Regions from separate parts of the Mus musculus genome. Here region 1 is linked to region 2. Evidence: chromatin contacts called from ENCODE Hi-C or POLR2A ChIA-PET data. All regions are on one chromosome and are shown on one strand. Each heading gives the region's core, a stretch centred on a gene start or an enhancer-like site at or near the end of the contact. The rest is flanking DNA. Distances are from core to core; before and after follow the strand shown. Region 1 holds the start of Map1lc3a (microtubule-associated protein 1 light chain 3 alpha). Region 2 holds the start of Dynlrb1 (dynein light chain roadblock-type 1).

The links. Hi-C counts contacts between places; a loop is a spot of excess contacts on that map. ChIA-PET counts read pairs that join two places held with the same protein, here RNA polymerase II (POLR2A).
Region 1: a map of left cerebral cortex shows a loop between it and region 2 (4-fold over the local background). The contact joins the promoter of Map1lc3a here to the promoter of Dynlrb1 in region 2. A Hi-C loop is called at or near these places in 8 of 37 maps with a recorded cell type or tissue (T-helper 2 cell, adrenal gland, gastrocnemius and 2 more). POLR2A ChIA-PET finds 5 or more read pairs at or near these places in 4 of 5 experiments (Patski and embryonic stem cell).

The regions. Positions count from the first base shown.
Region 1 is chr2:155,274,846-155,278,683 of GRCm38, reverse strand. Map1lc3a (microtubule-associated protein 1 light chain 3 alpha) reads right to left here and starts at 2,320. Exons shown (of 4, transcript NM_025735.3): 1 at 2,038-2,320; 2 at 1,671-1,726; 3 at 1,480-1,586; 4 at 611-1,209. The coding sequence starts at 2,077. The coding sequence ends at 1,047. It overlaps Pigu (phosphatidylinositol glycan anchor biosynthesis, class U), which reads left to right. Exons shown (of 12, transcript NM_001004721.1): 12 at 35-432. The coding sequence ends at 148.
Region 2 is chr2:155,234,997-155,238,522 of GRCm38, reverse strand. Dynlrb1 (dynein light chain roadblock-type 1) reads right to left here and starts at 1,990. Exons shown (of 4, transcript NM_025947.3): 1 at 1,906-1,990. The coding sequence starts at 1,908. Gm52565 (a long non-coding RNA gene) reads left to right here and starts at 2,020. Exons shown (of 2, transcript XR_003954076.1): 1 at 2,020-2,115.

The DNA of each region.
Region 1 (3,838 bases), core at 1,071-3,570, 40 kb before region 2:
CCTTGTGGCTTCTCACACTCTCTTTCCTTGCCAGATCCTGCTCATCTCTGACTACTTCTATGCCTTCCTGCGGCGGGAGTATTACCTCACACACGGCCTCTACTTGACTGCCAAGGACGGCACTGAGGCCATGCTTGTGCTCAAGTAGCCCTGGCTGGCACAGCGCTGCATGGACAAGAGGGGGAAGGGCCAGAAGCTGGGCCAGGTCCCTCATCCAGAGTTGCCAGCAGGCGCGTCCTCAGGCAGAAGAAGTTCAAGTCCAGGGTCACAAATCTCTGGCACCAAAGGGGACTCATAGCTGGCAACAAGGCCCATGGGGAGAAGCTAGGAGCACCCCACTTGGACCCCCACTTTGTGACTGTGCACAGAAAGGAAGCAGCCGGTGAGCAGGGCTTTATAGGTTGTGACTACTTAATAAATGTGTGGATCTTTTTTTTTTCATTGTTGTTCTGATGACATGTATTCCTGGAGTGGAGTGAGCTTGGCCCCCTAATACTACGTGCTATCCTGTACTAAGGAGTGGGTTTCTGGGAACACGCGTCTGTCTCTGTGTGTGAACACAGTCACCTAGCAGCCCTCCCTGCTCCCAAACAAGCAGCTGGAGGCAAAGGGCCAGGCAGGCCTGAGCAGTCTTTATTCTTTCTGCAGAGGAAATGACCACAGATCCATACACCGAGTCAGGACAAGGGGAGCCAGCCTTTCAGGGGTGGGGCAGGTCCTGGCAGGAGGCAAAGCCTCAGGTGGATGAGGGGCAAGATGGGCAGACAGGCAAGGGCCTAACAAAATGACAAACCCCACAGAGCAGGGATGCTGCTCCCCACCCACTCCCAACCCAGCCAGCACCCAAAAGAGCAACCCGAACATGACTGGCCCAGGACCTACCCAGGATGTGGTAGGCTGGCTGGTGGCCCCTACCTGGGGGGGGGAGTGGGTGTCACATCTCTGCCTAATCCACTGGGGACTGAAATAGCTTAGTTTAGGAGCCAGGACCTCCCTGGGGAGAACCTGACCAGAACTCCCAGCCACCCCCCTCCCCTCCTCTTGACTCAGAAGCCGAAGGTTTCTTGGGAGGCGTAGACCATGTAGAGGAATCCGTCTTCATCCTTCTCCTGTTCATAGATGTCAGCGATGGGTGTGGAGACGCTCACCATGCTGTGCTGGTTGACCAGCAGGAAGAAGGCCTGCGTGGGGTTGAGTTGCAGGCGGCGCCTGTGGAGGCAGGCAGGCATGCCAGGTGAGGAGGCTGCCTGCTGGAGGCCTAGGTGACCCTCCCAAAATGTTACTGAACCTTCACTTTCGGTCCATCTCAGCCAGAGGCTCTCACCTCTACTGAAGCTCGTCCCAACCCCGACCTTGGTCTTTTCCAGCCTCCTAGAACAGGGGCCCGGTGTCCCAAATCAGTCCCCTCGCCCCACTCCATCCCTTCTTGTGGAACCTGACCCTGCCCCACCCAAGGCCTGTAGGAGGCTGCCCACGCACCGGATGATCTTGACCAACTCGCTCATGTTAACATGGTCTGGGACCAGAAACTTGGTCTTATCCAGGACAGGCAGCTGCTTCTCACCCTTGTAGCGCTCGATGATCACCTGGAGTGGAGTGGGCGGGGGACTCGTAAGCCAAGGGCGGGACCTGGCAGGGCAGGGCGTGGCTGGGGGGTGCTAGAGACTCACCGGGATCTTACTGGGGTGCTGGTCGCGGATCTGCTGCACCTCCTTACAGCGGTCGGCTGCGGACAGAGCTCTGTGTGAGGCCCAGCGGTGCTGAGGCCTCCCGCGACTCCGCCTCGCTGATCCCCGAGGGGCGGCTCCCGGCCCGCCCCGCCCCAGCGCCCGCCCCCGGGGCCGTCGGCCCCGCAGCCCTCCACCGGGGGGACGCGGTAGGGAGGCGGGCGACCCTGCCAGGCCTTGCGGCCTCTCCACCCGGGGTCCGGCCGGCCGGTGCCTGACGTCATGGGGCTGACGTCACCTGCGGCAATCGGGGTCGACTGGCACCCCCATCCCTCGATCCCCGATGGCAGTTCGCCCCCCAGGGCCTCACCGAAGCTGCGCCGCTGCTTGAAAGGCCGGTCGGAGGGCATCGCGCGGGCCCGGCGGGGCGCGCAGCCGGGGCTCCGGGGTGCGCGGCTCAGAGATGCGTCTGCGGTTCGGCGCGCCGGGGGCTCCGGGGCTCGAGCTCAAGGGCTGCGGGGCTCGCGCTGAGCCTGGCGGTGGCGGCTGCGGGAGGTAACTCGCCTGGGTGACGTCAGGTCACAACATTCCTTAAAGGGGAGGCCGGCGCGCCGCTCCCATTGGGCCGACGGAAAACCCGCCTGCCTGGACCTGTGACGCCACGGCGCAGACAGCCCGGATTCCCGGCGCAGGTCGTAAGGAGGCGGAGCTCCAGGGCGCGTCACAGTTCTGTGACGTCACGATGGCAAGCTCCTCTCTTTGGCGCCACAGACTCAGAAGCCAGGCATTTGTCGCCTCCATCCAGTCTCTCGACGCTGCGGAGTAGTTCACCGCACCTTCATCGAGTTTAGCATTCGAGAAGGAAGGTGGAGCGGGGAGAGGATGGAACACCCAGAGTTTTAAAATTTTTAATGTGTCTGTAAGTGTATGCCCGCGGATGCAGAACATAGCATCGGATTTCCTTAGGCTGGAGTTAATCGCACTGCTGGGAATCAAGCTTAGGTCCTCTGAAATAATAGCAAGGGCTCTTAATTGTCGAACCATTGCTCCAGACCCCCCACCCAGGCTTTCAAAGAATTCTGGAACAACCATAGAAAGCATAGATTTCCAGAGTGAGGTTGGTTAATAGGTGGTTTAGATAAAGCAGGAGAGAATCGCTGAATGGGGGGGCTATATCAGAAGTGGTTAACCATGAGATGGAGAACATTCGGAACTGACAACACGCGAAGTCAGATTTTACAGGTAGAGCCCCTTGGTAGGATAGAAAGAAGTATGGTCTGGGAATGTTACCGAGGGTCAGGGTAGGATACTTGCCTAGCAGATGGAAGGCTTAAGTTCAGTATCTCAGGTTTTGCGGGAGGTGGAGGGGATAGAGGGACTGGACGGACACGGAGAGGCGGCCCCTTGAAGAACTTTAAAAATCGATTGAAAGCCAGAATCAATGCCAGATGTAGCTGGCTCTCATTTGTAGTCCTAGCTCTATGGGAGTTTGAGGCAGGAGGATGGGCTAGAGTTGAAGTAAGGAAGAAAAAAGATAAAACAAAAGAATTTACAAAGGACCATTGTTTGAAAAAAAAAGTTAGTTTGTACTTCAGAAACATACAGCTCAAAGGGAAGAAATTTGATGGGAACCAAGTTAACAGATGCACGCTTGAGTAATTCTAAACAACTGCTTATGGACAGAAATGGTAGTGATTGGTACAAAAACAAGCTGCTAAGGTAACAAGAATTCAGCTGAGATTGCCTTAAAGAGGCTGGGTGGCGGTGCCTCCTTAACCCCAGCTCTGTGGGCAGAGACGGGATGGTCTCTTGAGTTCAAGGCCAGCCTGGTCTAGATAGTGAGACCTTGTGTTTTGGGTTTTGTTTTGCTTTTTAAATGTCTTAGGGAGCTGGATTTGTTTGGAAAGATATTATTGTCTGCTTGGTCAGGTAGGGTGCTTGCCCGCAAGCATGAGGATGTGGGTTCAATTTTCGGAATATGTTAGATCCTAGAGGCTCCACCTACAAAGGGATTCAACCAGGCCTTATATCCCATCTCTACCTTCTCCAGGCAGCTCAATGCCTGGTATGTGGCAGCCCCAAATTAGGGTGGGGCGGTAGGATTACTTCCCTAAATTATGACCTTAAGTCCTATTTAGTGCCTTCACTAACCTTAGACACCTTCCCCTACA
Region 2 (3,526 bases), core at 741-3,240:
GCCCATCTCTACAGTTCCCTATTAAAATTTTTTTACAGGCGAGTGTTGTGGAAAATAACATTGCACAGATTTGAAGCAATACTGTTTTTGATGATGTAGACACAGTCTTCGTGATACCATGAAAATCACAGACCCCTAATTGAACAGTCGATGCAGACCACAACAAAAACAGAATAAGAACACCATACACAATGTACCTATGTAGTTGCCTCTAGCTCAGTGATCCTTAACCCTCCCAATCTGTGACCCTTTAATATGGTTCCTCATGTTGTAGTGACCCCCAGCCACGAAATTATTTCACTGTTACTTCATAACTCTAAGTATCTGATATGTGATCCCTGTGTGCTGAGACCCACAGGTTGATAACCACTGTCTAGGTGATGCCAGTCTGTTTCCTTCTCAGTTGCTTAGTTTTCTGGGACTAAAAAAAGTAATTAAAAGCACTGGATATTCTTCCATATAGGAGTGAATTTGACTCCCAGCACTTATATGGTGGCTCACAGGCATCAGTAAATCCAGTCCCCATCTGATGCCTCTCCAGGCACATTATACATAGACATGTATTCACTAAGCAGCAGGCTGCAGCTGTCAAAATGGCTGCACCTCTGCTCCTGCCTCAGCCTATAGCCCTCACTGGAGCTGCCTCAGCCATCAGGAGGTACCCCTGGTACCATGTCCTCTCTGGCCTCCCCAAACATCTCAACAGTGATGGCAGCTGCCTGCAGTTGGGAAGGCCTTCCCATCCTAGCTCAATGGTCCTGATGAAGGAAAAGGGGGGCAAAAAAACCCCACCAATGCCTGGACAGGAAAACCTACCAATCCCAGAGCTCCCCCAAATCCCAACCAATTCTCACTCTGGAAATCTCTGCCCTGAGAAGCTCTGCCACCTAAGAAATCCTACTTAAGACTTCTTCTTTGTTTGGTGTCCTGCTGCCCACTTCCCAGAGCAGAGACAGCCACCCCAGGATTCATCCCTCCACACCCTGGATTTGTCCCTGCAATGAGACTCCTGAACTACCCGGCTCAGCTGGGGATACCCTCCCTGCTGTTGAGGAGACTTCCTCTCAGAGTTGTGTGCTTCCTGGCCCCGTGTCTCAGTATGCCCTTCCATGGGACACCTTCTCCCCTCAGAGCTGTGTGGTTCCTGGGCTTCCGTGGAGTGCCCACGAAACCCTTCTTTAGCAGCAGGAACACTTAACAATACATACAAGCAAAACACTACTTATATACATAAAATATTTAACTTTAAAAACAAAAATAGCTTGGGCGTTTTATATCCTAAGCTGCCCTCCAACTTCAAATCCTTTTGCTTTTGCCTTCGCCTTCCCAGAGCTGGAATTGCAAGCGTGCATCCGTTGTAAATAAAATTCTGAGGTTTGGTTTAACGACGGAAAAGGCCTTATAAATTCTGTACACTTGTGAGGGTTGAAAGCACCACCCTGACCCCCGTGGGGTGGACCTCGCCGGTACCTGACCCCAACGCCAAACTGAACCCACAGGCAGCAGTCAAGCCTGCAGAGTTCGAATCCCGGGGATCGCTGCCTTAGGATTCCAAGTGTGAAGATGGCCCTAATGGCCGTACCTACTTCCCAGAGCGGAGGAGGAAAGGCCATGCACGTAAGCGCTTACGCCCAGGGTGCCTGCCATATGCCGGACTTCAGAAAACGTCGCAGCCCGGCCGGGGTCTCCCAACACTGACCAAAAAGCAAAACTGTACTCGAGCCGGAGGGCGGGCCTCCGGGGCGACCCCTCACAGACCAGCTTCCGGTCGCTCCGCCTCGGCTGGGACTAAAGGCCCGCATCCCCGGGTCCCGCGGGGCGACGCCCAACGACCAGAACCCCTACCGGGGGATGGTCACGCCGGGTGGCCGCAGCCCGCTACCGCCGCCTTGGGTGGACACTCACCATCTCGGACGGATCCTGCAGCTCCGAATCGCCAACACTTAGCCGCGTTCCCCGCCCTTCTGAGCCTGCGCACAGTCCTTTGTGGAGACGGACAGATCGAGCAGCCTATCAGGAGCCAGCAGTGATGGGCGGGCTGACGGGAGTCAACGAAGCAAGGACTCAACCCTTTGGGAAAGAAGGAAGCTGCTGTGGAGAATTTCCTCTCCATCGGTGAGGACGAGTTGTCATGTCTTGGCGTGTTTTCAGTATTCAATCCAGGTCCCTGGGCTGAGGCCAACTGTTGCTGAACTAATTCCCTTTGGCCCAGATTGAGGCAGAGAGCAGGAACCTAAATGAGCTGAGGACATGGGCAGCCCCGAGGTTGGGCATCTCATGAACAAGCTCTGGGATGAATTAGTCAAGGCTGTCCTGGGCGTGTAAGATGTGGGGTCGCGAGCTCCACCGCATGCCTGTGTTTCTTGAAAGAAACTTTTTTTTTTTTTTTTTTTTTTTTACTTCTTTGCCCTGCCAGTTTCTCACCTCTTTAGAGGACCAGTTCTCCCAAAGACCTGTCTTGTCCTCTGGTCATTGTGTACTCTTGCAGGCTATGAAAAATATCCGGGTTTCTAGCAGAAAACCTAGCTTAAAACACTGGCATGTAACGAACCTTTGTCGCAGGAAAGTCGCATAGCTTACTTCAATAGCCTCACTGTGTGATTGGCACCTCCACTTTCTTCACGAACGTTTCTTCCCGCAATGGGACTTGCTGACACCAAGCCTGATGATCTGCTTCCAGAGTTTCATGGCAAGTACCTTTTCCTCAGTGAGGTTTGCATTAAGAGTGCAGCAGGCATCACTAAATCAGACCAAGGATAACGGTATCTGTATTGATGTCCTGTGCACCTAGTATGATGGACTAAGGGAACATGACCTCCCTGGCATTTGCCACTAAAATCCAATCTTAAGAAAATTAAACCCATATTGAGGGATATTCTCTAAGGCAATCGTCTTCAACCCTCCTAATACTCTGATTTTTATTTATTTATTTATTTATTTATTTTTGTTTTTCGAGACAGGGTTTCTCTGTATAGCCCTGGCTGTCCTGGACCTCACTTTGTAGACCAGGCTGGCCTCGAACTCAGAAATCCACCTGCCTCTGCCTCCGGAGTGCTGTGATTAAAGGCGTGCGCCACCACGCCCGGCATACTCTGACCTTTTAATTCAGTTCCTCAGGTTGTGGTGACCCCCAACCATACAATGATTTCGTAGCTACTTCATGACTAATTTTGTTACTGTTATGAGTTGTAATATAAATATCTGATATTCAGGATATCTGATATGCTACCCCAAAGGGGTCATGACCCACCCACATGTTGAGAACCACTGCTCCATGGCATTGAACAGCACTCTCTCCAAAAGGATGTACTGGGCTGAGGAGGATCTCAAAGTCAATCAGGTCTGGTTGGCACACAGCTGTAATCTCAGCACCTGGAAGGCTGAAGCAGGATAGCAGGTTCTAGGCCAGCTTGAGCTTCACAGATGGATGCTTGTCTCCAAAGCAGAAACATAAGCAACCCCCAACAAAACAAAATCTCAAGGTCATGAAAGATGATGAATGGCCACAATGAGAACAGTGGACTCT